2 separate regions of the Mus musculus genome follow, and region 1 is linked to region 2. Evidence: chromatin loops called from intact Hi-C (ENCODE). Cell type or tissue: heart. All regions are shown on one strand. Links, peaks and the distances in the headings refer to the core of each region. The heading gives the core; the rest is flanking DNA.

Region 1 (15,340 bases), core at 3,639-11,638, 350 kb before region 2:
GAGTCTAGCTAATTAGGAATACATTTTACTAGTGCACCAAGGGCTGTGAAGAATTGAGAGGCAGAAGCAGGCAATGTATAGGCCTTTAGGGTAGCAAAATATTTTTTCTTTTTTTCTCTAGAACTTTGATTTTGGTTGGTTGGTTGGTTGATTGGGCCCATATTTTTCTTCTTGAGAGAAGGTCTCATTCCGTTCTGGTTGGTGAGCCTCCTTCCTCATCTTCCCTACCAAATTTGAAACGCTCTCTTAGCTTTTTAAAACCCTGTTTAATTCAGGTAACCAGGTTCCATCTGCATCAACTCTAGTCAGAGAACTTCTGGTATGAGAGGCCACCCTCCACTCCCAAGGAAAAATGCAGTGTCCTGACAAGTGGAAAGGGCTGGGATGTCTTCGGGAGGCTTTCTGAGCGAGCTTCGCTCTACAGTTTTGAGAGAACTTGGTTGTATATACCCCCAAACACACTGGGGGTGGAACTCAGGCAAGCATTCTGTCTGCCACAGAGTTGTGCTCCCTGCCCAGGTGCCCACACTTTAACAAATGTTTCAAAGGACAGATGCAGGTGGTTCTGAAAGACAACGGAGAAAGACTTGGCATTTGGGGGGGGGGTCTTTCTCTTGGGGAAGCTTTTCCTATGCTGAGCTCCAGCCTCTCACACCTACTTCAGCTCCCAGCCCCCCTTTTTAAAAAATGTTTAATTTGGGGGTATTGGAACCCAGGACTCTGGCGCATGCTATGCACATGCTCACAGCACTGAGAAAATTTCATCAGGGTTCAGCCCGGGATACAGGTGGAGGAGGGGCACCTAGAGATGAAAGGGGAGAGATGCCACATGAAGGCCCCTTTCTCCCTTCAGCAGGGACCGAGTACAGAAGGAACAGCTAGCCAAGGCCATGCCCACCTTCTTAACAATGTGTGAACCATACTTCTTATACCTTGAGGCTGCAGCAAGGAGTGTCCCTCCCATCTATGGAGCCCTGCAGGAGTTGGTCCGGAAGGGGGTGTGTATAGTAGCTCTCTTTCCAGGCCCCTTTCACCTTTAGACTCTGCCTAGGGGTAAGAGGGTTGCTTCTGGCTGACTGCCTGAGGTCATGAAGTCCCACCTTCCATGCAGTTGCTGGAGATCTCCCAGCAGCTAACACTGCGCTTGGAACAGTTAGTTCTCATGTATGCCTCCTTTGGGTTCGTGGACCTGGAGGAAACCAACCCTTTGAGGTAAGTGGGCAGGAAACGGGGCTGTGGGGGGATGGGGTCCAGGGCCCAGCTTGCTGTCCATCCTCCTATCTCCCGCTAGCATCTCCTGCTTTTTCTGCGGGAGGTTCTCCATCAGCCCCTCCCACGACGTGTCCATCTTCCGATACTGCACACCAGCTGCCTATACTGCCAGTCACTTCCCAAGATACCTCTATAAGAAGATGCGCTGGAACCTGGAAACCACCACAGAGGCCAGCAGCCAAGGAGCAGACTCCCATGTGGATTAGTGAGTCCCCTTGTCAAAATCAAAGTCCTCTCCTTCCTATACCGATTGCCAACCTGAGCCTGCCTATACACCACCACCAAAGAGTGAAAAGCAAGACAAAACTGAACGCCTTCTGCAGTGCTAGGGTAAAACCCAGGGCCTTGTGTATGATTGATCAGCACTGAGCAACACTTTGAACCTTGGTTTTCTTAACTCCACCTTCCCGTTAAAATAAAAGTCCTCTTCTTAGCCAGGGCTATACAGAGAAACCCTGTCTCAAAAAAAAAAAAAGTCCTCCTCTTCAGATTAGGCCACTAGGGAGGAAAGTCCTGAGTACTGAGTCACATTCCTACCTGAGAACTTGAGGCAACTTCTGATTTGAACTTGAACCTCACCCCCAGAAGTAAAGCCTTCAGCAGAAAAAAACTAAAGTACTGCTTTTCCTTCTGATCTCTTCCTCTCAGCTACTTCTTGTGTTATCGAGATACATGGGAGGATGCAGGCCAGGGACCAGCCAATTCCTGCCCCCAGATCCAGAAACTCTGGTCCATTGGCCGATGGATGCCCCTAGGACCAGCAGAGGATGATCTTGACTCGTGGTAGGATCCCAGTCATGGTGATGCGGGCTTAAGTTCGAGGGAGGGCAAGACACCCTCACCAAAGGTTGGAACTCAAGTGACAAAGTTTCCACTGTTAATAGGGAACACATTTTACTGTGCTCTGAAGGGTGCTTTATGCAGACTAAACAACAATCCAAAGAGATGTGGATTTTCACAAAGAAAGCATGTTTTCAGAGCAGATAAGTCATTCTCTCAGGGAGACAACAGCCAGAAAAGTGTTTAGTAGCCTCAAGTCCAGTGCTTCAACTCCAGAGTTTGTCAACAGAGGAAATTCTTTCCCTTAGGGTATCCCCCACCCCTAGTTGAAACAAAGACCCTCCCAGCTGAGGGGCAGAGGGGCTCAGGTCCAGAGTTGTTTCTATGCCCCCAGGATTTTGTGCCCACAGCCACCCGGGGACTACCAGCAGCTACTAACCATCGGCTTCGAGGAGCCGTCGCATGTGCTGGCCACCGACCTGCTGGTGCAGATCCTCCTGGGCCAGGCAGGCCCCGCCCGGCCCCCCAGCGCTGCCGGGCCCGCGGCTTGGGCAGCCCCGGCATCCTGAGTCCCAGGAGAAGGCGCCAGCTCGAGCCTGACAACCCCAAACTCCAGGCAGGAAGAGGTGCGGCTGCATAGAGTACGGCCCGGCATGGGCCACCGAATACCAAGTGCGGGTAGACTTTTCTGTTAATAAAATAGCAAGGTCAGAGGTTCTGTGTCTTGTGAGCACCGCATCCCTCCCCTGGGGGTGGGTGGGCCCCGCCCACCGCGAGGCCTTGTGGGAAGTGTGGTCCGCAGACCTCGCAGAGTGTGGTGCACATGCGCAAATGCACATGAGTCGAAGAGGGAAGTAGCGGCTCTCGTCAGCAACCGGAACCCAGAAAACAAGTTTCTGGTAGCAGGAAAATTCTAGGCCCACTAGAGGAAGACTTAGACCCACGCCCGTCTTTTGGTTTTTGGTTTTTTAAAATTTTTTAACCCGGAAGTGATTCCTATCCCTCCCCCACCCTTTTTTTTTTAAACACAACTACATTTCCCGATGTACCCTAGGAAACTGCAGGGTATCAGTTTGCAGAGTGGAATCAGACTTTCCCTTCCAGCTTTTGGGGTGTCCGAGTCAAGCTGGTGATTGTCTTGTCTCTTGAAGAGTGTCTGGAGAGTCCTAGGGGGCTCTCTCAGCCCCACATCAATCTTGGGCTGGTGAAGGATACTCTAGCTGAGAGAAATGAGCCCTCCTGCTTCCTGAGACACCAAGCCTAGACTGGAACATGGGCCTTCTGAGCAAAACTGGCCCTGGACAGGAATGGGGTCCTTCCTCCTTTCCTGTGTCACTCTGAGATTCCACAATCTCTACAGTGAGAGGTCGATATTTGGATCCTAAAATTTTTACACTCAGAGTCAGAATGTGAGACTTAAAAATAGAGACTCAGAGATAATAATTTTTTGTTTGTTTGGTTTTTTTGTTTTGTTTTGTTTTGTTTTGCTTTTTCGAGACAGGGTTTCTCTGTATAGCCCTGGCTGTCCTGGAACTCACTTTGTAGACCAGGCTGGCCTCGAACTCAGAAATCCACCTACCTCTGCCTCATGAGTGCTGGGATTAAAGGCGTGCACCACCACGCCCGGCGAGATACTAATTTTTATACACCGGGCATGGTAGTGTACACCTTTGATCATAGCACTCAGAGAAACTGAGGCAGGTGGGCCTCTGTGAGTGGAGCCCAGTTCATCTACATAGTAAGTTCCAGGACAACTGGGGGTGGCTATGTATAGAGGTCATATCTCTTTTAAATATATATATTTACTTATTATTTTATTTCTCTGCTTGCTCAGGAGGCCAAAGAGGGCATCAGAGATACCCTGGGTCTAGAATTATAGATATTTTGTCAGCATCCATTTGGGTGCAGGAAACTGAACTAGGGTCCTCTCAGAGAGCAACCAGTGCTCTCATTAGCAATCTCTCCCAACATTTTTTATCTTTCCTGTATTTGTTTTTTTAAGATGGAGTTTCTCTCTTGTTATTCTGGAACTTTCTACATAGACCAGGCTGGTGTCAAATTCAAAGATCCACCTCTTCCACCCGAGTGCTGGGATTAAAGGTGTGTGACACCACTGCCTGGATACCTAGCCTAGACTGGCCTTAACCTCCAGCCTGAGCCTCCAGAGTGTGCCACCATGCCTTCTGCTTCTGTAATTCAGTTGATACCGCCTGGTACATACTAAAAATATCTGAAAACTGAGCTAACTCAGGGTTACAAACCAAACCCTTGCTCTTTAGAGAGACTTCTGCTAAGCATTGCTCTAACCATTGTTGAGTGATTAATGTTTTATCCATAGCTTGGATCAAATTAATTCTAATCAAAGAAGAAAGGAGGACTGGACAGATGGCTCAGCAGTTAAGAACAGTGTTGCTCTCCCAAAAGATCAGGGTTTAGTTCCCAGCACCCACACTGTGGTTGACAACTATCTATTATTCCACTTCTATAGCATCCGATACCCTCCCTAGGCACCAGACCCGCACACGGTACACAGACAGACATGCAGGCAAAACATTATGTTTTTTTTTAATTTAAAAATAAAGTGGGCAGCTTCTCCTGAGTGAAACACCACATGGACTCTTTCCTTTCTGTTATCTGTTGGTATTTCATTAGACACTTGGTACTAACTAAGGCCAACCATGCTAGCATCTAATTGTTTGTATGTCAGTGTGTATGTTGCTGTGTACATGCCGTGGCATATATGGGAAGGTTGGGAGAGAACTCTGAGTGTCAGCTCTGGTCGTCCACATTTTTATAAAGTGGTGCCTTGTGCTGTGTCTGCAGACCAACTTGCAGTGATTCTCCTGCCTCCCGTTTCCAATCAGAGAATCTTCAGGGCCATGCATAAACCACAGCTTTTCCAATGGTTCTTAGGAATCTGAATTCTGGCTGTTGGACTGGCGAGACAAGCACTTCACCCACTGAGACATCTCCTCAGACCCTTTATTTATTTATTTATTTATTTATTTATTTATTTATTTATTTATAAGATTTATCTATTTTCTTTAATATGAGTACACTGCAGCTGTCTTCAGCCACACCAGAAGAGAGCATCAGATCCCATTACAGATGGTTGTGAGCCACCATGTGGTTGCTGGGACTTGAACTCAGGATCTCTGGCAGAGCAGTCAGTGCTCTTAACTGCTAAGCCATCTCTCCAGCCCTATTTATTTATTTTTGAGACAGGGTGTCATATAGCTAGGCTGGCCTCAAGCTCTCTATGTAGCTGAGGCTGACCTTGAATTTCTTATCCTACTGCCCCTGCCTCTACAGTTAGATGTATCCTCCACTGTTTAGGTGTAGCTAGGGATTAAACCCCGGCCTGGCTTTCCTTTTCGCCAGGCAAATACATTACCAATGAGCTACATTCCTATCCCTAGACAATAAATCTAAAATGTTTTGGGAGTCCCACTTTTTCTGATTCTTGTCACTTCTAAGAAGCTGTAGAAGTGTCCTGGCATTCTGTGAGAAACACAGTTTTCCAGACAGTTTAGTGTTTTTAGCAGGAATGAAGCATTGCTTGCAGTGTGTCCGTGACTGGCCACTGCCACCCCCCTCCACCCCCCACCCCCCCCACACACACACACCACACCACAGATCTTACTATGTAGAACAGTCTGGCCTTGAACTTAAGAAATCTGCCTGTCTCCACCTCCTAAGTGCTGAGTTGACAGGTAAATATGTGGCCATGCCTAGTCCCACTTGAATCATTTTTAAAGTTTTTTTTTTTTTTTTTCTAAACCTGGCCTGCAGTTCCAACACACAGGAAGCAAAAGCAGGAAGTTTCAGGTTCAAAGCCATCCTGATCCACACAGCTAGCCATGGCAACCCAGTGAGTCTCTGTCTCAAAAGATGTTAGAAGGGGAAAGAGCTTGCTAAATAGTAAAGGTTGGTAGTTTGGTTTTGGCTCAAACGCAGAGCCTTGCACTTGCCAGGGAAGTGCTCACATTTTTGTTTGTTTAATTAAAGGATTTTTTATTTTTAAAAATTATGTGGGGGCTGGTGAGATGGCTCAGTGGTTAAGAGCACTGACTGCTCTTCCGAAGGTCCTGAGTTCAAATCCCAGCAACCACATGGTGGCTCACAACCATCTGTAATGAAATCTGATGCCCTCTTCTGGAGTATCTGAGGACAGCTACAGTGTACTTACATATAATAAATAAATAAATCTTTAAAAAAAATTATGTATGTGGCTAGGCCATGGTGGTACATGCCTTTAGTCTCAGTACTCGGGAGGCAGAGGCAGGTGGGCCTTGAAGTCAGCCTGGTCTACACGTAGAGCAAATTCCAGAACAGTCAGGGCTACACAAAGAAACCCTGTCTTCAAAACAAAACAAAGAAATCCCAGCACTCAGGAGATAGAGGCAAGAGGATCTCTGTGAGTTCAAGGTCAGGCTGGTTCCAGGACAGTCTGGGTATTCAGGTATTCGCCTGTGTATTCCAGGGTGCCAGAGACGTCCAGCAGCTATCTGACCTCTAGGAGCTGGCGCTATGGGAGGTATGCGCCACCCAGCGTTATGTGCTGGGAACTAAAGCTGGATCTGGGTGGGCAGCATCTGTTTTCCAAGAGTTTCTCAGTTTCCTGGCTGTACTGGAACCGGCTCAGTAGACCAGGCTGGCCTTGAACTCAAATCCACCTGTTTCTCTGCCTCCTTAGTGCTGGGATTAAAGCGTGTGCTATCTTCATAGCATGGCAGACACTCTTAACTTCCGAGTCAGTTCTTCAGTCCTGAACTGTCTGTTTCAGTAACAGCTCCAGGGGCTGGAGAGATGGCTCAGTGGTTAAGAGCCATTGCAGAGGACCTGGGTCCAGTTCCCAACACCATCTCTGGTAGTTCACAGCTGTCTGTAGCTCCAGCTCTAGGGGGATCTAACAGTCTCTCTGGACTCTGAGGGCATCTGTATATCTGCACTCTCATGTACATACCCCAACAAACACACACCTATAATTAAAAATAAAGAGAGGTTGCTTGGCAGCTAAGAGTACTTTAGGAGGATCATGGTTCAGTTCTCAGCACTCACATGGAACTCTAGTTCCAAGGGATCTGACTCTCTTCTCACCTCTGCAGGCCCACACATACACATAGGCACACACATATACACACAGGCACACACACATACACACAGGCACACACACACATACAAGCCAACAAAACACTTATACATACAGCATGAATACAAAAAATAAATCTTTTAAAACTTTCTAGGTCACCCTCGACCACAAAGGGAATTTCAGGCCAATATGGGATATACGAAGCCACGGTTTTATCTTTTTTTTTTTTTTTTTTTGGTTTTTCGAGACAGGGTTTCTCTTTATAGCCCTGGCTGTTCTGGAACTCACTTTGTAGACCAGGCTGGCCTCGAACTCAGAAATCCACCTGCCTCTGCCTCCCGAGTGCTGGGATTAAAGGCGTGCGCCACCACGCCCGGCCTTTTTTCTATCTTTTTTTTTTTTTTTTTAAGCCACGGTTTTAAAAGAAACAAGCAAAGATGGTCACCAGAACACTTGCCAGGTCCTTGATCCTTCAACACCACCATTGGTATTTCTTTTTTTAAAATTATCCTTATTTCAATTTATGTGAATATGTGTGCATTTTGTGCGAATGGGTGCCATGTATGTTGAGATTTTCCTGGAGGAGAGAAGTGGACAATGGCTCTCCTGGACATAAGCAGTTGTGAGCCTCCCATGTAGATGCCCGGAACTGAACTCGGGTCATTTGCAAGAATAGCAAGCACTCCTTACCCTAAACCATCCCTCCAGCCACCCCTAGTATGTTTACACTATTGTTTATATCCCTAGAGCAGGAAATACAACTTCATAGCACCTCGGTCTAGCAGCTCCCTGAACACAGAATGGTTTTGGTGCCTATAAAAACTGACATCTGGATACCAGAGTGGAGTCTGTGGGCCGGTGAGCAACATTTTGCGTTCTCACCACCAGGGGGCAGTAGGGCCCTGGCCTCCAAGCCCGGGTCCGCAGTCAGTCCAGAACAAGGAGACCAGAGCGCGTTTTGAATTCCAACATTCCGGCGGGATCCTTGGGTGGCTTTTCCAAACGTTCTTCACCTGCCAGCCTCCGCCCACCCAGACTAAGGAGGACCCAGTAGAAAATAGCTTGCACTGAAGCCCAGGTAAAGGGAGGAGGAGTTTATTTTATGTTTCACTCATAGGTTTTGCAGGGTTTCCAAGGAAGACTAGAGAATTTTATGGAGAAAGGTGGTTAATTCCATAGTCAGTATCAAAGATGGGCTGGATTTCAAGTTGCCATTAAAGAAAGCTAGCCCTTCCCTCTCTAGGCCTTCTGCTGATCTGGAGAGTAACCCTACCCTGGTTCTCCAAAGGGTATGTTACTTCTGTCCGCAGGTCCCAACCTTCATAGACCTCAGGGTCTGCGCTCCTAGAAGGAAAAGGGGAAGAGAAAGAACACCCTCAGGGAGAAGTTTGGCCTCTAGGCCTCCACCTCCTCTTCACTCTCTGGATCGCGTCTAGGACTTTTGAGTTTGGGTTAGAGTGGCGCTCCAGGGGACCAAGAGGCACCTTCTCCCTCCACCCCAGTGCCCAGGTGCTGCAGGGAGGGCTGGGAGACCGACAAGCATCGGAAAGGGAGTCTCCCACCTTCTCAGAGGCCCGTCTCCGCGGAGGCCAGATCACCGACAATTTTCCATCTCCCCTGCTCGCTGTGGGGGAAGGAACACTCAGCCGCGACTGCCCCTCCTCTTGCCAGCTGGAGGATGGCCGCACCCCTTATATACATACAGGTGTGCACCCCTCTTCCCCATGAAGGCCTCCACCCAGTTCTGAGGACCCAGGAACAGGAATGAGGCAAACTCAATGTAGAGAGGCACCCGAGTACTACAGAGGACCCGAGAACGCCAGAAGTCAAGGTTCCAAGGTCTGATGGATGTGGGGATCCTCACTCCAGGAGTGGGAGTGAAGAAAAGAAGGTGAACCCCCAGGAGAATAGTTAAGGGTCTGCAAGCCTACAGATGAATGATCACTGGAGGTGGAGACAGCTGGAGCTCTAGGGCCCAGGGGGACCGCTTACGGGTGAGGCTCGGCGCTGGCTCCTGGACCTCGGCGTCGCCGTAGATGCTGCGCCGCTGCAACTGCAGCTCCCGCTCGCGCTCGCGCACTCGTCGCACCTCCTGCTCCAGCAGTGACGGGGCAACGAGCGGTGGCAACTGCCCCAGTACCGGACAGCCGTCCTGAACGGCGGGGTGCAGCCGGCCTCCGGTCTCTGGCTGCCTCTGCAAGCCAGCGCCGTCCTCCGCCGCAGCCTCAAAGAAGCGCTTGAGTTCGTCCAGCGGCTGCGGCCGCCGCCGGGCGCTAGGCTCCGGAACCGCGGGGCTCGCCAGCGCCGCCTGCCTGTGAGCCTCGCGTTCGATGTCCCGTTGCATCTTCGCGCCCGCCCGAGCGCGCTCCAGGGCGCGCGGCAGCGGAGTACCGGAGCCGGGCCGACTGAGCACCGGCCGCACGCGCAACTCAATGAGTTCCTCGCCCGCGCGACCGGGACTCAGACCCCGGCTCCGGCGCAGGCTTTCCTCCCGCTCGCAGCTGCGGCGGATTTCGCGCTGGATGGGCGTCTCCATCTGCAATTCCGCCGGCGCCGGTTTGGATGCCGCGGGCTTCGGTAGAAAACACACCTGGAGGCCTCTGAGCCGAGACAGGGGCACAACTGCCCCAGTACCTCCGTTATACTAGTGCCAGGCGGCCCAGCTGTGGACCGCCCGGGCGCTCGGTCCGGTGCTCAACTGGCACCTGCGGGACCTGGCTCTCTGGCTCCAGAGTCTGCAAGTGCTCCTCTCCAGAGGTTTCCAGGACCTCACTGCCTCCCCCAGCAGCCCTCGGTGCCCTGGCTCTGCGGCTCCCGGAACACGTAGCCTTCAGGCGACCCCAGGACTCCACTCTCGGACACCCGAGGACATGGATGTTTGGAGTTAGGCGCCCTTTGAAAATTTTAGTTCTCAGAGCCGAATTGAGATGCCCAAATAGGTAGGACACGGTGCCCTGTGCAGTACCTGTAGTTACAGCCGCCGCCCGAGGTTCATAGGCGTCGCCAGCACTCTTCTTTGACCCGCCTCTGGCCTCCAGGAACATCCCCTGGGGGCAGGACTGGGCACCGCCCCCGTCACCTGCCAGCTGGATTCGAGTGGCCCTGGACCCGCCCTATGGGCCAGGGCGCCTCCACTGCTCTCCGGATTCCCGCCACCTGAACACACGGGTTGACTGAAGGGGTGGCTTCTTCGGAAAGGGCTTCCCTGAACTCACTACCCAGGGGGTATGTGTCGCCCTTTCCCTCTGGTACCACGCTGGCATTCTGGGGTCTTTTTTTTTTTTTTTTTTTTTTTTCATCACTTTCCGGAGACCTGACCTCTAGCGGAGCGCCGCGCTGATCGCTGAACCACGGCCTCCTTACAGAGTGTTTCCCCGGTCGTCTTTCGCTGACCTCACTAGTCTAGGTCAGCAAGTGCCAGCCTGCGGCCAGCGACACCACTCTCCTTCCCCCCGCCCCCTATCCCGTGATCTCCGGGCCTTCTCTGCACACTGATCGCTGAGGCAACACAGCTCGAGTCCAGCCCGAGGGTCGCCCGGGGCCGCCGCACTGGGTGCTGCTGCTACCCGGGGCTGCTCAGCTCTGTCTGGTTTGCAGCGGCGCTGCCGCCACTCAAAACCCTGGGGCAGATTCCCCACCCCCACCTTCCAGAAAAGCCCGCAAGGCATTGGCAGCCAAGTGTCCAGCTAGAATGAGCGGTGTTTGAGGGCACAGACATTACAGGACTTCCGGGCCTCAGCCGAGCAATTGTGGCTGGAAGGCGGTCAGCTTGGACCAGTTTGCCCAGGAGGCCCAAGATGGGGCAGAGGAGCCACCGGGTTAGCGGGAGGCAGTAGCGACCTTTGTCTGGTGCCCGATCTGTGTTTCGGGACAGGGTCGATGACCCAGAGTGAGGGCTAACCACTCGTAGAGACATTTCCACTCGCCCTTGTGGAACCCGGCTTTCACAAAAACCGGCCCACCCTGTGTTCTATAGTAACCTAGAAGAAAGAATTGCCTAAAGAAAATGGAAAGATTAAATGGGATTAAGAGAGTGGTGGCACACTCCTTTAATCCCAGCACTCAGGAGGCAGAGGTAGAGGTGTCTCAGGCCAGCCCCTATTCTCCGTAATGAGTTCCAGGACACCTGCATTTCCAGATCTTGCTTCACCAAAAAAGTAAATGGAAATAGAGGGCTACACAATCCCAACTACTTGGTCACCCTTTTCAGTCTGTCCTCTCTTACAACCAGCCTCAAACGGTGCCTCCTCTTGGGTTGGAAAGATGGCTCATCAGTTAAGAGCACGGGCTGCTCTTCCAGATGACCAGGATGGTTCACACTATCTGTAACTCTAACCTTATGGGACCTGACCTCCTCCCAAACCCAGGCACTGTCCCAACATGGTGCACAGATACATGTGCAGGCACATGGCTGATACACATAAAATAAAAACAAATAAATCTTTAAACAAGAGTAAGTTTAAGGCCTGGGATGATGGCTTGGTTTTAAAGTGCCCATGTACAGGACTGGGGACAGACAGGAGGACAGGAGGATCCATGGAACCCCCTGGCACCTGGTCTGGCCTCATAGATGAGCTCCAGGCTCAGCCAAGTCTCAAAAACTAAGGTGGAAGCCGGGCAGTGGTGACATATACCTTTAATCTCAGCACTTGGGAGGCAGAAGCCAGTGGATCTCTGAGTTTTGGGTTTTTTTTTTTTTTAAGATTTATTTATTTATTTATTATATGTAAGTACACTGTAACTGTCTTCAGACAGACCAGAAGAGGGCGTCAGATCTCATTATGGATGGTTGTGAGCCACCATGTGGTTGTCGGGATTTGAACTCAGGACCTTCAGAAAAGCAATCAGTGCTCTTAACGGCTGAGCCATCTCTCCAGCCCGATCTCTGAGTTTGAGGCCAGCCTGATCTACAGAGTGGATTCCAGGACAGCCAGGGCTACACAGAGAAACCCCATAAAACCAAAAAATAAACAAAAGACCTGAGGTGGAAAGTGATAAAGGAAGACTCTTGACATTGACCTTTGTCTTTACCTAGTCAGGGACACACACACATACACATACATAAACACTCATACACATACATACACACTCATACATATACATACACACTTTTACACACATACATACATACACACTTATACACATACATGCACACGTACACATACATACACATACATAAACACTTATACACATATATACACATACATACACACTCATACACATACATACACACTCATACACATACATATACACTCATACACACATACATACATACACACATACACATAATACACACACATACATACACAAATACAAACACACTTATACACATATATACACATACACATACATACATACTCATACACATACATACACACACATACACATACATACACATGTACACATACATGCACACATACACACGTACACATACATACACACACATACACATACACACTCATACACATACACATACATACACACATACACATACATACACACACATACACATACACACACACACTCATATACATACACACTCATACACATACATACACATGTACACATACATACACACATACACACATACACACACATACACATACATACACACTCATACACATACATACACACACTCATACACACTCATACACATACATACACACTCATACACATACATACACACTTATACACATACATACACACACACACACATACACATACATGCTAAGGACCAGCCTTGGAGAGGAACCCCCTTGGAGAGGGGTTCTGAGGAAGGGGTGTTTGGGAGCGGCAAACACACACACGTGCGAGCACACACACACACGCACACGCACACGCACTGAGGACGTGACTCAGCAGAGGGCTTCTCTAGCATGCGCAAAGCCCAGGGGTCTGTCCCAGCACTGCTATGGTGGTGCATCCATGCCTGTGATCCCAACACTTGGGGTAGAAGCAGGAGAGCCAGAAACTTATCTTTGACTATGCAGTAAGTTTGAGGCCAGCCTGGGAAGCTGCTTTAACAAATACTTTGTGTCTATGAGGCATGGTGTACTTTATCACTTCACCTCATGGCTGTGGTCTCTCAGTCCAGGCCCTTGATGCCCAAGCAAATGACCCTGCTCCATCAGTACCTATGACTCTCCCTCTCTCCCTCCCTCCCTCCCTCCCTCCCTCCCTCCCTCCCTCGGGCAGACTTGGTCCTCCCTGCCCTTTCCCATCTGGCTTCATCTGACTTGGGCACTGTTCCCTTCTCACACTCTGGTTCATTCACTGATGGCTTCTACCAAGGTCATCATGGAAGAGATGGCAAACAGGGCATTTCTCCTGTGATTCTCCCTCAAACCCACTGGCCACCTTCAACCACACACCAAGCAATCTCTAGGGATGGGACAACAACTGCGTACTGCTAATCTAGGACACTGTATTATGTGAAAGGTGGGGGTTCCTTCATTTAGCTCTGTGGTTACTCTTTCTATACTTTAGTTTTAGTTTTGGAGATTTTTATGAATATGCGTGTGCACACGGATTTATTTGGATGACTGCTGATGCCTTTGGGTCTTCTGGAGCCCAAGTTACCGTCATGAGCCACCTTGAATGGGTACTGGCACCAAACCAGGAATTTTTTTTTCGAGACAGGGTTTCTCTGTGTAGCCCTGGCTGTCCTGGAACTCACTTTGTAGACCAGGCTGGCCTCAAACTCAGAAATCCGCCTGCCTCTGCCTCCCGAGTGCTGGATTAAAGGCATGTGCCACCACTGCCCAGCTTAAACCAGGATCTTCTTAAGAGGAGTTTCTTTTTTTTAAATGTGTTTTATTTTCATTTATGTGTAGGTGCCTGTTGGAGGCCAGAAGAGGGCAGCAGATCCCCTGGAGCTAGAGTTACAGGTGGTTGTGTGTTGCCTGACAAGGGTGCAGAGAATCGATCGCTGGTTCTTTGTGAGAGCAGTGAGCACTCTTACCACTAAGCCATCTCACCAGATGTTATTTTTGTTTTGAGACAGGCCTCACTGTGTAGCCCTTATAGGCCTGGTGCTCAACACGCATACCAGGCTGGCCTTGAACTCACAGAGGTCAGCAGAAGCCTTCAGAGTGCCGGGAGTAAAGGTCTATGCTACCATCCCCAGCTGTTGTTTGGTTTTGTGGTGTGACACTGTTCTTGAGGAGACATGAACAAACATTTACTCACCCCAAGTATGGAACCAATGACAGGCCAAAGTAAGGAGACCACTAAAGTCCATTGTGGTGAAAACAATACGTTTTATTTGGGTTACTTAGAAGAATATGGATGAAGAGTTAGTTACAGGAGCAGAAATGACGCGAAGACAGCTGCATTACTGAAAAGCCTAACACAGCAATGGTGACAGCTCAGTTTCAGAGGGTTAAAGTCCATGACCATTATGGCAAGGATCATGGTGGCAGGCAGACAGTGAGAAAGAGGGAGGGGCCGGGCGTGGTGGCGCACGCCTTTAATCCCAGCACTTGGGAGGCAGAGGCAGGTGGATTTCTGAGTTCGAGGCCAGCCTGATCTACAGAGTGAGTTCCAGGACAGCCAGAGCTACACAGAGAAACCCTGTCTCGAAAAATCAAAAAAAAAAAAAAAAAAAAAAAAGAGAAAGAGGGAGGGAAGGAGGGAGGGAGGGAGGGAGGGAGGGAGGGAGGGAGGGAGGGAGGGAGGGAGGGAGGGAGGGAGGGAGGGAGGGAGGGAGAGAACTAACCGGGAATACTATGGACTTTTAAAACCTCACACATCCCAGCCACAGTGACATACCTCCTCCAACAATGCCACACCGTCTAATCCTTCCCAAGCAGTTCTGCCAACTGGGGACCAATATTCAAATATATAAGCCCATGGGGGGTGCATTCTTATTCAAATGGTCACACTCACTGTTACTAAAATTACTTACCTTGGGGGAGATATAAACATAACCTACACCCTTCCTTCTTTGTCCCAAGACAAACCAAAGTGGGATCCTACCAAAATTCATGTTGGGGAGCCAATGAATTTCTAATACTTAGAGCAGTGAGTGAGGAGTTAGGCCTGCATCCTGGATGCAGGCTTCCCAGTGACTGAGTAGATGGGGTTCTCTTCTTTTATCCTTCCCCAGCCCCTCCCAGAGACCCAGAGGACGCATGCAATCTGAGCAGAGTTCACAGTCATCAAAGCCATCTGCCCCAGATGGACACTTGGAGGTGT
Region 2 (15,340 bases), core at 2,898-10,897:
TCTGCCCTGATGAACCATTAGCTCTCTCAGTCAGTCAGGGTCTGGTCCCCTCCCTGACCCTGTGGTGAAGGACATTCGTCCCTGTGCACGTGGGAAAGAAGAGGCCACAATAGTGGCCCCAGCTCTCCCTATGGTCCAACTCTCCTCTTCCCGAATCTCTGATAGTGTCAGGCTGTAGGCATATCTTCAGGAGCCGTCGGATTGCTGTAGGACACAGGAGGTCCAGACTTGGCAATGGGCATTAGCCCTATCTCAGGCGTGAGCCTCATGTCTGTCATATGGGCAGGTGATGAACCTGACCTATGCCTAGCACACATGGTCTGTCCTGTGAGGCTGTCACATCCACGCTGTATGGCCTCCAGCTTATTTTCTCTCCTTATTGTCTCCTCTCCCATCCAGCTGTCCCTAGGTGAGGCACACCCATGTGCTTTGTCCTTTTGTCTGTTGGGCAAACACAGTTGGTAAGATTTGCACACCTGCTCACCAGGCCTGCAGGTGCCTGGGCCAGCTCCAGCTGGGGAGTATCTGCTGGTGGCCAACGGTTGTTTGTCTCCTGTGTGTACACACAGGACAGCTGTTGCCCAGCTCATGGGGGGGTGGGGTACCCGGTTGACCTTTCTGGAATAGCTTTTCCCAGACATTGAAGGTGCCTTACTCCTGCTTGCACAAATTCCAAACTCCAGGGTCTACCTTTCATAGCCCAAGGTCACTGCCATCTCCGGATCCAGATCACCCTGAAGGCTCAAGACTCTGCACCCTGCCCACCCTCTCTGCTGACAGCTTCCCTGTCTTTGGAGCCAGCCAATCATGGACCGAAACGGTTTTAAAAGGCTGGGATTTGGTTCAATGTGGCAGGATACTGGGTTCTACCACACAGCACAACATAAGTCGGGTGCTTGGGAGACTGGAGGCAGGAGGATCAGGAAATCATGGTCATTTTGAATACATAGTGCGTTCAAGGATAGCTTGGGCTGTTTGAGGCCCCTGTCTCAAATTTGTTTATTATTTATAGATGTGTTTTATAACTTTAAATTATGTATTTGTGTGTGTGTGTGTGTGTGTGTGTGTGTGTGTGTGTGTGTGTGTGAGCGAGCTGGCAGGCATGTGCATGTGTGAATGCAGGTGTCTGCTGAGTGTAGAAGAGGGCCTGGAACTGGAGTTCCAGCAACCACACTCGCCATGGGTGCTGGGAAGAACAGGACTCTTAACCTGTGTGGGCTCTCCTGACGTCGCTTTTATATTTACATGGCATCTGTAGTGGATATGTACACACTTTGTCTCCATCACTCTGCCCTGAACAGTACACACTAGCAGCTATTGGCACACCATCGATGTCAGAATGCAAGTTGTATGTAGCTGCTGCTGACAGACGGCAGGAGGACAAGATTGGGTTTTGTAGAGAGGACTTGAACACCTGTGCCGCAGGACCAGCATGGGTTCGGGAAGCAAGCTCCTGGGGACACTGAGGGACAGCATTTGTATCATGGTCCCTTGGTAATTCTGTAGCTTAAAATGAAAGCCTGCAGGTCCCTCTATAGCTGGTGGTGATGTCCTGGGTGATGGTGTCCTGGGTGATGGTGTCCTGGGTGGTGATGTACTGGGTGATGGTGTACTGGGTGGTGGTGTCCTGGGTGGTGGTGTCCTGGGTGGTGATGTCCTGGGTAGTGATGTCCTGGGTGGTGGTGTCCTGGGTGGTGATGTCCTGGGTGGTGGTGTCCTGGGTGGTGGTGTCCTGGGTGGTGGTGTCCTGGGTGATGATGTCCTGGGTGATGGTGTCCTGGGTGATAATAGGTTGTGTGTCCTTCGGGGTATACCATGTCTCCTTTCTACTGAAGAAGGGTCCAGATGCCCAGTGAGGGCTTGCAAGATGCAATGCACTTTTCTAAGGAGTACTTGTTCCTAGGAATGTTAAGGAACGTTCAGTTTATCTATCATCCACTCCTTTCCCTCCCCTTTTTGCTGGAGACAGAACCTTGCATGTGCTAGGCAAGGGCTCTACCTTTGTGTCATGTCCCTAGCCTCTCACTGGGGGAAATGAGGCAGGCCTTCTGCTACTGAGCCATGATCCCTCTCTCCTCCTCTTTTCTGTTTAACGCAGGAAGAGATAAATACTCCACAGCACACTGCACCTGTGAGAGTCTCATCTGTAAGGGTCAGTAAGGTTAGTTAGCAGGGACAGACCATTCTGTCAGTGACTGGAACATCACAGCGAGGGATCAGTGAGCCTGAGATCTATGCCTTCCGCCCAGTTACACGTCTGCAAAATAGCTGGTGTTTCTTAAAAGAATGGTACTCTTTTTTTTCAAGGACAGTAGGTGCGGGGCAGTGGGCACCAGGAAAATAAAGGGAGTGGGGGGGCGACTTGAGTCCCACCAGAGTTCCAGTGCTCTAGGCGGGTAGATGCGGAAGGGCTGCTGCTTGCTTTGCACGAGGCCCCAGATGAGTGGCTGTGTGAAGCCACTAAACCCCAGCTTGGCGGATGGTGGGGGGTGGGGGCACAGTCCTAGGTTCCAGGTTTTCAGCCTTGGGCATCCCAGACACCTTTGGACTGTGGAAGAGCTGAGAACAGAATAGGAGTCCCAGAGGGCTGCTCAGTCAGCCCCCAGGCCAAAGGGAGGAGAGGAAAGGGGGAAAGGGGGCGCTGGGTGGTTCCCACGAGAGCAAGAGTCTTTGGTCAGGTCCGTGGCTGGAGCATAGGAAGGCCTTCCAGCGGGAGGTTAGACTTGGCTCATTAGAGGAAAGCTATCCCATCATTCAAGCACAGCGGGCCTTGATGAACAGAAACAGTCTATGGTTTTGGAGCTTTATTGTAGAAAGGCAGGGAGAAAGAGAGAAGGTAGAAAGAGAGAGAGGCCAGGCATGGCCACATTGGGGGGGGGGGAATAGAGAGAAGAAGGGCTAGAGAGGAGGAAAGGTGAGAGCTTAAAGAGAGTGAGGAGGGGCCAAGCAGCCCCTCTTATAGTGGGCTGGGCTATTTTGTTGTTGCCAGGTAACTATGGGGAGGAGCATACCTGGCTACAGTCAGGTAACTGTGGGGGTGGAGTCTAGCCAGAATGTCAGGATCTTGGGACATTGTCTGTGTGACTGATAGTCACACACCTCTCCTGTGGGGGATGTGGGGGCAGTAACTTCGACAGGAGCCAGGGGTCCGGGAGACATGATTGAACACCTTCTGTCCCATGTAGGTGGAAATCACCACCCATTGGATCCCCCGGGGTTCAAGACCTATGCTCGACTGGAGACCAGGCTGTCTGTGCACAGCCGACTGCCCCACAAGTAGGAAAGTATTTGGCTCAATCACAAAAGCCTTCAGAGATGCTCACAGTACAGAGGGAGGTTGCAGGTCAGGATCTATTAAACCCTACAAGTTCCAGGATTTGAAAAGAGATTGGAGGGTTCCTGCACTTGTCACACAATTACAATGGAACTTGAGAAAGAGCACAACAGGGAGTAGGGAGGCCTGGCTTCCTGCAGTGGGGACCTTGCGATCGGGCTACTTGCTTCTCTGAGATTATATGTACAGAAAATTCATGGATGCTGGAGTCGCTTGTGTTTGTGTGAGAAACTTCCTAATTGCATTCTTCACTTGTGCCAAATTTCCAGTTGATTCTGAGAACTCTGGGCTTGAAAAAAAAATGCCATGAGAAAGGGTGGATTCCAAGCAGCAAGTATCACATGTCCTGAGAACTAAGAGAAGTCTTCCCTGTGGTCTGTGACACCTTGTAGGCTCCACTCATGTTCTCTGCTCCTCTCTTTGCTCAGTTGTTTTCCTGGGCCTTTGCTTGGTCTTTGAGCAAACCCCACACAGTTCTGCCTCAAGGCCTCTGCTTATACTGTTTCAGGTGGCTGGAAAGCCCTTCCTTCAAATACTGCATGATTTCTGCATCACCTTCAGGCCCCCGCTTGGCGGTCCCCTCCACAGTGGCCTTCTCTGGGCTCTATTTAATATGTTGCTGGATCACCCAACATGTCACATCAACTCTTCATTAAAGGCTAAACTGAATGCCACATGAAATTAGTATATTCAAGTGTAATTCCAAGTACCTTCAAATGGCTATATTTGGAGAAAGAATCTGTTAAATAGGTAATTTATGAGCTGGGGATGTAGTTCAGTTTGATGTAATACTTGCCCAGCATGCACAAGGCATGATAAAACCCTATAATGCTATAATAAACCCTTTCTGCGAGCCCCACATAAAGCCAGATGAGGCAGCACACATCAGTAATCCAGGCTCGGGAGATCACTGCAAGCTGGGCTACATGGTAAGATCGCATCTTAAACAACAGCTTCCCCTGGCCTGCTGGTGTTCTGCACTCACTGTGGAGAAGGACCGACCAGCAGCTTCAACACAGGCCAGGGCACACAGAGCCCCCATGGGCAGGGGAAAGCTTTCAGTGCCCATGGTTGAGTCTGTACTGAACACCCACATGTGATTTTCTTCCTAAACAATAGAGTGTGCCAGCCACATTCACACTCTAGGTGTCCAAGGTCACCTAGAGAGACTTTGGCGTCTGTAGGATTATGTCTCCAGTCTCTGTAAGTCTGTGGTGACAAATAAAAAAAGCCAGGCTGACAGTACAGGCCTGTCTGCCATACCAGCTTTTCAAGAGGCTAAGGCAGGAGAATCACAAGTTTGGGGCCAGCCTGGGCTACAAGAATAAGTTTCATGACAAACTTGGCGAAACAGAAAGTGAAAAAGAGCTGGGAGTCGAGTCCTTGCGTGGTGTGCTCCGACTCTGCCTCCATACTGCAAGTAAATAGAATTAAACCAAGGACAAAGTAACAGATTAAAGAGCTGGCATGGTGGTGCGTATGTATAAGCCTCGCACTGTCCAGGCTCAGGTAGAAGATTGTGAGTTTCAGCCTAGCCTTGGCAGCAAGGTGAGACAGCCTCAAAAATTAGTAAAATAGGGACTGGAGAAATGACTCCGTGGCTAAAGGCTCTGGCTGCTCCTGCAGAGGACTGGAGTTCACACCACACCCACATAGTGGTTAACAATGGGCAGGATCCCATTTCAGGGGATCCAGCACCATCTTCTTACCTCCCAGGGTGTGTACACAGACAATGCACAGACTGCATGGAAAAACACTCGTGCACATAAAAAAACAGCAAAATCGGAAAGGTATAGGATGGCTCTGTGGGTAAAGGCCACTGCTACCAAGCCTGATAGCTTGAGCTCAGTCTCTGGAGCCCAAGGATGGAGGGAGAGAACTGATGCCTACAGCATTGTCCTCTGATCAGTACAGATGGCCCACGGCACACCCATACACCCATCACACACACACAGACACAGACACACACACACAATTTAAATAACAACAAGAAGAAAATAAAGGGCTAGGGGGATAGCTTAGTATATTGGGACCTGAGTTCAATCCCTAGGGTGTGTGTGTCATGTCGGGGGTGGGGGTGGGGGTGGGGACAGAGGCCAGGCATGGTGGTACAAGCTAGAATCATGATGCTGGGGAGGCAGAGACAGGCAGACTAGACTAGGCTCACTGGTCAGCTAGCATAGTCTACTCTATTCCAGGCCAGTGAGAGACTCTGTCTAAAAAACTAAGGTGGTAGCCCCTGAGGAATAGCACCTAATGTTGATCTCTGGCTTCCGCATACATATATGCACATACCAGTGCCCCATGCACACTGCAAACACATGAATATAATAAATAAAACATCGAGACAAAGAAACTAACAGACAGGCTCTCGGTGTGCTTTCTAACTACACAGGAAGCAGATCAGGACCAGCCTCTTGGTCCAGTGCAACTGAGTTTGAACTTGCCATCAGGGATCTGAAGTCCACTGGACGCAGGTCCAGAGCACAGAAAGCAAGGGCTTTAGAGGGTCCACTTTGCAGAAGGGAGCATCTAGATGTGAGAAAGCACCCCTCCCCCACCCCTCCCCACCCCACCCCAGTTCGATCTGGAGCTAGGTAGTTCTATTGCTTAGCATCAGCCACACCCTTGCGCCCTTTCAACCCATGGCCTGTGTTGCCCGGCAACTGCTAGAAGTGTCTTTCCTGCCCCCCAGTTGCCAAGGGAATACTCAATCCTGGCAGCCGGGCCTGGGGCGCTGAACTTCCGGGCGCAGGGTGGGGTGGCCTCTGCTGTTCACACCTGCTCGCGCACAGCCCTGGCCTCCCCTCAGTTTCTCTCACTCTGCTCTCCTTGTCTCCTCTCTCCCTCCAGTTTCCTCTCCTGGGATATCTGAGCGAGGCCCATGGATGCCGAGGGCCTCTTGGGGCTCTGACCCCATGCTTTCTCCCCTCAGTCATGAGCTCCTGCACAGCCCAAGGTACCCAGGCACGGACTGCACCCTGGCAGGCTCATCCAGGACTCTGCATGTCCCGTGGTCACAGCAGATGAGCGGAAGCCTCGAGGGGCCAACTCTGAAACGGCGTGGTGGCGTGGTGGACCACCGGGATGTCATCTTGGCCCACCAGGCGCACAAAATGCACAGCACCCCTCAGGCCAGAAGGAAAGAGTGGGAGTGAGTATTCACGGGGCAGGCTGTAAGGGAGCTGTGCGGGGCTTGTGGGCCAGCCAAGCCTGAACTGGCAAGCTTCAGGGGATAGAATGCGCTGATATGGTGTGGGTGACTCCAGTTGTCCCTTGACAGTCCATCAACCCTCTGCCTTAAGGTTGCCTGGAATACTCTGAACCGGCTTTGTAAAAGACCCGGATCCCTTGTGCGCAGTGGAGCCAGAAAGGACTGGCAGAGGGGACAAGTGCTTTCTCTGGGGACTTGGGTAGGGTGCGGGGAGGTGGGGCATGTTGGGAAAGGCTGGGAAATTCTGCCTTCAGAGGTACTCTGGCCCAGCTGTGAGGGAACGAGCTACGCTGATAGCTAATGGGAAGTGGTTTGGAGAAAGGTTCAACTACAAACAATCCCTTTGCCACTGCATCTCTAAGCGGATTGCTAGGGCTTAATAACATTTTATTTCAAAGGTGTAAAGCTGGGGTGGTTTCCTGGGCTGACACTGATGGCTGTGATGTACCCATGAGTAACAGCAGGAGCCGCTGATGCTAGCAAGACAGGAACCAGTTTAAGTCCCTCAGTCTTCATACCCTGCCATCCCAGGGAGGCTGCGTGTGTGTGGTCACCCTGCTTATCTGCAGCTGCCACTGTTCCTGGAGAAGGGGAAGCCTGTGGGTGCTGATGGGCGGGAACGAATGCAAGGTGGGCCTGAGCACGTCTGGTAGGCTGGATGTGAAGCAGGCCTACTTGAAGTGCCCTCTGAGGTAGTTCCTAAGGTTATGGCTGGATGTGAAGCAGGCCTACTTGACGTGCCCTCTGAGGTAGTTCCTAAGGTTATGGCGACACCTGGTGGTATGTCTGAGCATCTATGGGCGGCGGCAAACTGACCCGCGTTCCTCACCCTTAGGTGTTGCCATGTATCCGGCTTTCCTCCCATGCATGTGTCCACCTGTTCACTCAGTATGTCTACCCATGCATCAGTTACCCCAACCATATGTCTTCCCACGTTCGCCTACTTTGCCTCTCCCTCCTCCACCCACACACTCACTGTCCAACCCATCCAATCCGTCCTTCACTAGTAACCAAAGCACCTAGATTGTGCCTCTCCAGGGCTTCTCCCCACCCTTCCTCTTCGGTCTCTCCGCATTCATGCTCTTCTTGCTTTTTTTTCTCAGAAGCAATGAGACCTTTAAAAGGTTGCAATGAGTATTCGCACAGACTTTCAGCAAGAAGATTCCCCGCCGCTCCCCCCCCCCCCCCCCCCCCCGCCTTTTGGAGACAGGGTTTCTCCGTGTAGTCCTGGCTGTCCTAGAACTTTCTTTGTAGACCAGGCTGGCCTCAAACTCACAGAGATCCTCCTGCTTCTGTCTCCAGAGTGCTGGGATTTAAGGTGTGTGCCACCACCACCTGACTCAGGAAAGAAACTTTTAGGGCCAAGAAAGTGTTTTGTTTTGTTTTTGTTTTTTCTTTTTAAGACTTATTTATTTATTTTATGTATGTGAGTACACTGTAGCTGTACAGATGGTTGTGAGCCTTCATGTGATTGTTGGGAATTTAATTTTTTAGGACCTCTGCTCACTCCAGTCAGCCCTGCTCGCTCAGTCCCTGCTCGTTCCAGACCAAAGATTTATTATTATAAATAAGTAAACTGTAGCTGACTTCAGACACACCAGAAGAGGGCGTCAGATCTCATTGTGGATGGTTGTGAGCTACCATGTGGTTGCTGGGATTTGAACTCAGGACCTTCAGAAAAACAATCCGTGCTCATATCCACTGAGCCATCTCACTAGCCCAAGAAAGTGGTTTTTGTAAAACACATTTTAATAGATTGTATTTATTTTGTGAGCAAGCACTTGGAGAGCGGTGTGGGGTGGTGTGGATGTGGAGGTCAGGTATTCTAGAGTATTCTAGTCAGGTATTCTTCCACTGTTTTCTACTCCTGCCAAGAAGACAATTTTTCAGCACATCCCTGGGTATTTACTTTGTTTATTTATAGATATATTCTGCTAAACATATCATGTGAATTAAAATGGAAATGGGGATATCCATAAAATATATAGTATTTTGAAGAAATTTTGTTTGTTGCTTTTGAGGCAGCAAATTTTCTTTCTATTCTTTTAAAAAAAATTCTTTTTCTCTTTTGTTTTTTTCCTCTCTCTCCCTCCCTCCCCCCCCCCTCTCTCTCTCTCTCTCTCTCTCTCTCTCTCTCTCTCTCTCTCTCTCTCTCTCTTTCTTTTCTCTTTTTTGGAGACAGGGGCACTCTATGTAGGCCTGGCTGTCCTGGAACCTGCTAGGTAGGCCAGGCTGGCCTCAGCCTCACAGAGCGCTGCCTGTGTCTGCTTCCTGCATGCTGAGTTATTGCTGGAAGTGGATCCTGATGCACGGGCAGGTGTTACCTTGTGATCCTGCAGTCTCTGGATTCCAGGCCTGAGTGCCAGGGTTAGCACTGACTGTCAACTTGACAGAATCTAGAGTCACCAGGGAGAAGGGCCTCCCGGGGATTGTCTTGGCTTTGTGGACTGAAATGTAGGGTCCTCCCCCTGCAGATGGCTTCCTTTCTTGACCTTCATGGGTCCCCAAACTGTAAAAAGGAGAAAGCAGACAGAGGGCCAGCACACAGGCCTCAGTCATCCCTCTCTGCTCTTCCCTGGAGGTGCAGTGTGAGTGGCTGCCACAGACTCTGCTGTGGCTTCCCCTGCAGCAAGGCCCTTATGAGCAGGAAGCTTAGAGCAAGCTTTCATTCTCAAATGTCCTCAGAGCACTTGTGGTAACTGGAACGAGACATTGGCTCCAAGTTCAACTGCAGCTAACCTCCTGCTGTGGACTTTGCCTTCCCTCTGGGTTCTTCTTTGTCTTATTCTGGACATGTTCAGTGCAGTATAAGTTGCTGGAACCCCACAAGTCTATGATCACATTCAACACTCACTAGGATCTTCAGGCTCAGGCCACAAGACCATGCCCCCCCCCTTATTTTCTGAGAATTTAAAAGCAAATCTCAGCCCTTAACTGCCTTTATAAACTTCAGTCCATCTCTAACGCACACGACCTGATCTCTTTGGGGGGTGGGGATGTGGGTGATGCTCTGTGCTATGTTTGATCATCAGCTCTGTTTTTATGATGGAGAAGTACACAGAGCACACAGCTGAACAAGCAGTGGCTTCAGAAACATCAAAATCCAGACCCAGATCTGGAAGTGGGTCCCTTATACAGCACTGGCCACTGGCCCTTGAGGCTATTGATCTAGGAGCTCCTAGGAATGGAGTCTCTGAGTAGCCATCGCTCTGACTAGATCGTCTGTGCTGTGGAGTAACCATATCAGGACGTCCTTACTGGCTCTCCCCTCCCCTCTTCCCCTCCTCTCCTTTCCCCTTTCTTCTGCCTCCCAAGTGCTGGGATTGCAGGTGTGTGCTACCAGGCTGGGCTAAAGTTCCCTTCCTTTGTGTGTGGATTTGTCTGCCTCGTGTGTGTGTGTGTGTGTGTGTGTGTGTGTGTGTGTGTGTGTGAAGGTGAACCTCAGGTGTTCTTGTCTGATCAGGAATTTGCCAAGGCTGGTCAGGCAGGGAGCCTCAGGGAGCCCATGACCTCCCAGTGCTGGGATTTCAGGTGTGCACCACTATGCCTGGTCCTCATGTCCGAGAATTGACCACTGAACCATCCTCCCAGTCCATCTTTCTCTTTTAAGGCTGAGTAATATTCCTTTGTATCTCTAGACTGTTGCACCTCTTACCTGCCCACCTAGCAATGGGACTCATGCTGGCTCCCTTCTGTGTATGAAGCCACACTAAGCATGGGTATACAAGTGTCCCCTCGGACACCCCCTTCAGTTCTTTGGAGATTATATTCTAAGTCAGAATTGCTGGAATTTCAGGTTTCACTAAACTTTTCTGTTGTTTAAAGCCCTCTCTGCTCTCCGTTTCCCTTGCTCTTCCCCCGGCATGGTAAGCCCACTCCTGCCATCCCAGCAGCTGGGAAGTGGAGGCAGGAGGATCAGAGATTCAAGATCATCTTCAACTACATAGAAAATTTCAGGCCAGCCTGGTCTGCAGAGCAAAATCCTGTTTTAAAGAAAAACCAAACAAAACCCCCCAAAGACCGGTGCTGTGTCTTGGTGAAGCACTGGCCCAGCTTGTACTAGGTCCTGTGTTCTACCCCAGCACCACAGAAACCCAGGTGTGGTGGGTGATGCAGATCTGTAAGTCCAGCATTGGAGATGCAGAGGTAGGAGTTCTTGGCTACATAGAAAACTGAAGGTCAGCTTGGGCTATGAAATTTTGTCTCAAAAAACAACCCCTCCTCCAACTGAACAAAACCAAACCTCTCTCTAAAAACATAAAGAGATAAAGGGGTTGTTGAGGCAGGCTAAGGGTTTGCTCAGTGGTCATGAACTCTTCCCAATCATAAGGACTGGGGTTCAGATCGCAGCACTCCCCTCAGGTGGCTCACAAATGCCTGTGACTCCAGCTCCAAGGGATCTGGTCTCCAAGGGTATCAGTGAGCACACACACACACACACACACACACACACACACACACACACACACACACACACACACTCACTCACACACTCAAATCCTTTGTAAAATAAAGGAAGGAAAGAAGGAAGGGAGTGAGGAAGAGAGAAAGAAAGAGGGAAGAGAAAGAGAGGGGAGAGGAAGGAGAGGAGTGAGGAGAGAGGAGAAAGAGACCCCCAGTGGGTCCTACAGTGTGTGCCTGGGTTATCTGAGCTGCTTCTGTGGTCCTGTGGCTGAAACTCCCCACCTGGAGTTTCACCTTGGAGCTAAGGAGCAAGGTTAGCCACCTGGGCAATGACTGAGATCCTCCATCATCAGTTCTGGCTACCCTTTGTTGACAAGCAAATTAGATCAGTACTGTTTGGTGTCTCTTAGGATGAGTGGAGTCTCTCCTTCCCTCCTTTTGAGACAGGGTGTCAGTCTACAGCCCAGGCTGGTCTGGCACTGAGTGACCCTCCTGCTTGGTACCCAGTGCTGGGACTGCAGATGTGCCCCCAACGCCTGATTCTGTCTAGTTTTCCCACCACCCTTTGACAGCCTCACTGTGTAGCCCAGGCAGGTCTTAGATCCTCTTACCTCAGCCCCTGGAATGCTGGCATTATATACACAGCCCACCACACTCCACCAGCTCAATAATTTCTTACTCTTACAGGAAACTATAGAAGAAATAGAATCTTGAAACCATATCTGTAAGCTCTTCAAGGATATAGGAATTAATTCTTTTAACGTTTAAAAGTATTTATTTTATATGCATGTCTGTGTGCCATGCTTATTCAAACCCCAGAAGTTCCCAGCAACCACAATGGCAGCTCATAACCATCTGTGACTTTAGCCCCAGGTCCTCTGGAAGAACAACCAGTGGTCCTAATCACTGAGCCATCTTTCCAGATCTCTCTCTCCCCCGCCCCCACTTTTTTCTTAAACTTGCATGGATGGGCTGGGGATAGGAGTGGTGGGGTGCTGGCCTAGCATCCTTGCAGCCTGAGGCTCCATCCCCAGACCCTCCAGAAAGCTCCACTGTTGCTGACTCACTCTCTGTCTAGTGAAGCCTGTGATGGCCACCAGATCCACATGTGCATGGGAGCCTGAATCCACCTGAGCTCACTGAGAAATGAGGGAGAAGCCGGTGAGCTATGATAACTATCACTTTAGACATACCGCAGGGAGCGAATAGCTGAAATCCTTTCTTTTAGCTGTTTTCAGGTGATGTTATTACTAACCTGTGCTGCAGACTCACAGCTTCCAAGGCTGCAGTCCATGCTCACCAGCTTCAGTTTCTGGGCTGTATTTGTGATGAGGCACGTCATGGTGTGTTGCATATGGTGAGGCAGAACTCACTGAGAGGTATTCTGGGAGGAGAGAGGGATCGGGGTTCTAAATCCCTGTTGGGGGTCAATCCCCTGTGACTTCAGTTTCTTCACTAGACCCCACCCCTCACTGGTCCCATCCATCACTCCCGAACACCAGCACGGGCTTCAGCATGTAGCCTTCGGGGCTCATCTCAGCAGTCCAGACTTTAGGAGTTTTATGAGTACTTACCTGGACATTCACGGTCAGTGTGTGGAGATGCATATGACTGCAGATATGTGTATGTTTGCATGCAGGTGTGTGCTGAGCCAGAGGACAACCTTGGTGACCTTCCCCAGGTGCCCAAGGAGGTCACCAGCAGACCTTGCGGTGAGCTCTGCCTCACTTCCCAGAGGGGGGCTTTTTAAAATTTAAGTCTGAGAGACTTAAATTAAAGATTTATTAAATTAAATTAAAGATTTATTTATTTTATTTATATGAGAACACTGTGGCTGTCTTCAGACACTCCAGAAGAGGCATCAGATCCCATTACAGATGGTTGTGAGCCACCACGTGGTTGCTGGGAATTGAACTCAGGACCTCCGGAAGAGCAGTTAGTGTTCTCAACCGCCAGAGCCTTCTCTCCAGCCCGCAGGGAGCGCTCTTAACTATGAGCCTTGTTGGTTTAGCCCCAGCACACACTGCCTGCCACTGCTGGAATTTTACATTGGTTCTCAGGTCCTAAGCTTGTGTAACAAGCGCTTTACTGTGTGAGCTGTCTCCTCAGCATCATCCCCCTTAGTGTTTTTATGAGACACCATTTCCTTACTCCCGGGAACATTTGGCGATAATTTTACCTCAAACAGCGGAACTGTGTGTGTTTGTCTGGCTCCCCGTGTTGAAAAATGCATCCTTTAGAACCTTTTAGGAACTGCGTTTGCGGACCAGTGGTTTAGAACCGCCGGGTTCCCGCTTGAAGGTTCTGTGGCAGACCACCAGGAGGCGCTGTGGTCCACGAGCTGAGCAGGTACCAGGCCTCAGAAGCCGAAAACGCAGATCCCAGGTTGTGTCTCCTGGCCTTTCGCTTCCCAGCTTTAGGGAGCAGTGTTCTGAGACACTGGTCGCAGAGCCCTCAAGACGTCATTTCTCACCATACCAGTCCTCACACAAACCAGTTCTTTTTAAATGCGAAATGAATCTGGTAAAGATCAGTTGCAGGCAGGCTAGCTGGGCTTTATGCACAAGTTTGGAGACCTGAATTCAATTCCTGGAACCTGTGTAAATGTGCCAGGAGCGACACGGTTCCACATTACCGTCTGAACCCTCTCTGCATGCTGTGGCTCAGGTGTGAGAGCACTCACATACACAATAATAATAAAGGAAAAACTTCCAAGATCAATTGCAAGGGATTGTGGCTGTCTTAGTGGCTGGACTCTCGCCTGGCATGTGGACAGAGTTTGAATCCCAGGTCTATCAGGGTCTACGCGGCTGACCCTGAGAGCGGAAAACCTCGTCCTCTCTATGGTCTGGTTTCCTTGTCTGTAAAGTTGAGACAGCGATAGCATCCAGCTCTGGGTGGCAAACATTTCCTTTTGTTCGTGGGTCTATACATGTTTGTGCGTGCAGGCGTGTATACACACGTGAGCATGCATGTGGAGGTCAGAGGTCAATCACAAGCATAATTTCTCAGGAGACCTCCACTCTGGTTTTGTTTTGTTTTGTTTTGTTTTGTTTTGTTTTGTTTTGTTTTAGTTTTTAAAGAAAGGTCTCTCTCTGTAACCCTGGCTGTGCTGTTCACTATGTACACCCGGCCGACCTGAACTCACAGAAATCTACCTGCCTCTGCCTCCTGAGTGTTGAGATTAAAGACATGTGCCATTTATGCCTGGCTTCCACTCTGGTTTTTAACACAAGTCTCTCATTGGGTCCTGGGGCTCATCATTAGGCTAGCTGTCTGCTCTGCAGCCCCAGCAACCCTGGGATCCTCCGGTCTCCCCTCCCCCTCCCCCTCCCCATGCTAGGGATACAAGGCTGCAAGATGTCTGGCTTTTTCCATGGGTCCTGGGGATGAAGCTCAGGTCCTCATGCTCAGAAGGCTTTCCGCACTGATTCTTCTCTGCAGCCTCAGGCGGCAGCTTCTCTACAGTGTGGGCTCAAAGACACTTGGCGTACATTCTCTGTACCAGGCAGAAGGGACAAATGGTCTCAGGGCCTCGTCTCCATAAGGAAAAGAAAAGAGATGAAACCTGGCTTTTAGACAGGACCTGCTTAGGAATCAGAACGCTTTCTTTCTATTCTTTCTTTCTTTTTTTTTTTAAGGGAAGGAAGGTTGAACAATTCTAGCCTAGTTGATATTAAAAAGAAATAGGTCTGGTCCCAGGGCGCTGCTTCTCCAGTGCAGCTGGCTGGCTTGCAGGGCAGAGAGACCCTCTTTTTGTCCTTTGAATAGTGGCCTTGGCTTCAAGCCACAAAGGAAGGTCTACAGAGGCTCTGGGGTGTCCCTCCCCCCCCCCCAGTGCCTGGCAGGCTCTCCATGCTCTATGCTGGCTCCTAAGTGTCTTGCAAGCACATGTCCCTGAAGTCTCCCTCCTGGCATAGGACTTTTGATGTAGGATTCACTTGTGCCTTAGGTCTCAAGTCTATAACAGTGCTGATCCATCCTTCCTCTTTGTGGGGTCCATGAGCTTACGCTGGCCCGTCTCTCCCTGGCTTTCACCACCAGCACAGGACGATTCTGAGCTTACAACGCCTATCACTTAGGTTTTGAGGCAGGGTCTCTGACTGACCTAGAACTTGTTCATGAGGCTGGGCTGGCTGGTTGGTGACCCCAAGGGCTCTGCCTGTCTCCACAGCCCCAGTGCTGAGATTACACACTTGTGCCACCCTGCCTAGCTTTTATAATCATCATTGTTATTATTTTTATTATTACATTTATATTTTTTGTGTTTATGAGGTTGCATATCAGGGTACACATGTGGAGGTTGGGGGACTTTTTGAAGTCATTCTCTCCTTCCATCACGCAGATCCTGGGGTTCAAACTCAGACCCTCAGTTTTGGTAGGCGACT

Evidence for each region. A loop is a pair of places that touch in the nucleus more often than their neighbours do. Peaks named below come from ENCODE experiments on the same cell type or tissue, not always from the same donor. Only the 100,000 strongest peaks of a DNase experiment are listed, where the experiment ranks them.
Region 1: it touches region 2 in a loop (12-fold over the local background); 9 of 42 quality-filtered maps call a loop at or near these places.

What each region holds. Positions count from the first base shown.
Region 1 is chr8:84,002,005-84,017,344 of GRCm38, forward strand. It overlaps Misp3 (MISP family member 3), which reads right to left and starts at 9,716. Exons shown (of 3, transcript NM_001291292.1): 1 at 9,137-9,716; 2 at 8,707-8,768; 3 at 8,224-8,488. The coding sequence starts at 9,680. The coding sequence ends at 8,474. It overlaps Mir8111 (microRNA 8111), which reads left to right and starts at 3,624; the gene lies at 3,624-3,760. It overlaps Mir1199 (microRNA 1199), which reads right to left and starts at 9,629; the gene lies at 9,511-9,629. 1700067K01Rik (RIKEN cDNA 1700067K01 gene) reads left to right here. Exons shown (of 6, transcript NM_183097.3): 2 at 857-998; 3 at 1,112-1,212; 4 at 1,292-1,477; 5 at 1,921-2,055; 6 at 2,447-2,765. The coding sequence ends at 2,621. In heart, for the core only: CTCF peaks have their summits at 6,602 and 10,371; DNase peaks (open chromatin) are centred at 8,067, 9,477, 10,199, 10,687 and 2 weaker places; H3K4me3 peaks cover 2,564 bases; H3K27ac peaks cover 2,031 bases; H3K27me3 peaks cover 3,281 bases.
Region 2 is chr8:84,350,638-84,365,977 of GRCm38, forward strand. It overlaps a transcript of Cacna1a not described here. Among named protein-coding and RNA genes, the nearest start is that of Gm23626, 22 kb to the right of the region's middle. In heart, for the core only: a CTCF peak has its summit at 7,326 (motif pointing left); a DNase peak (open chromatin) is centred at 7,324; H3K27me3 peaks cover 3,946 bases.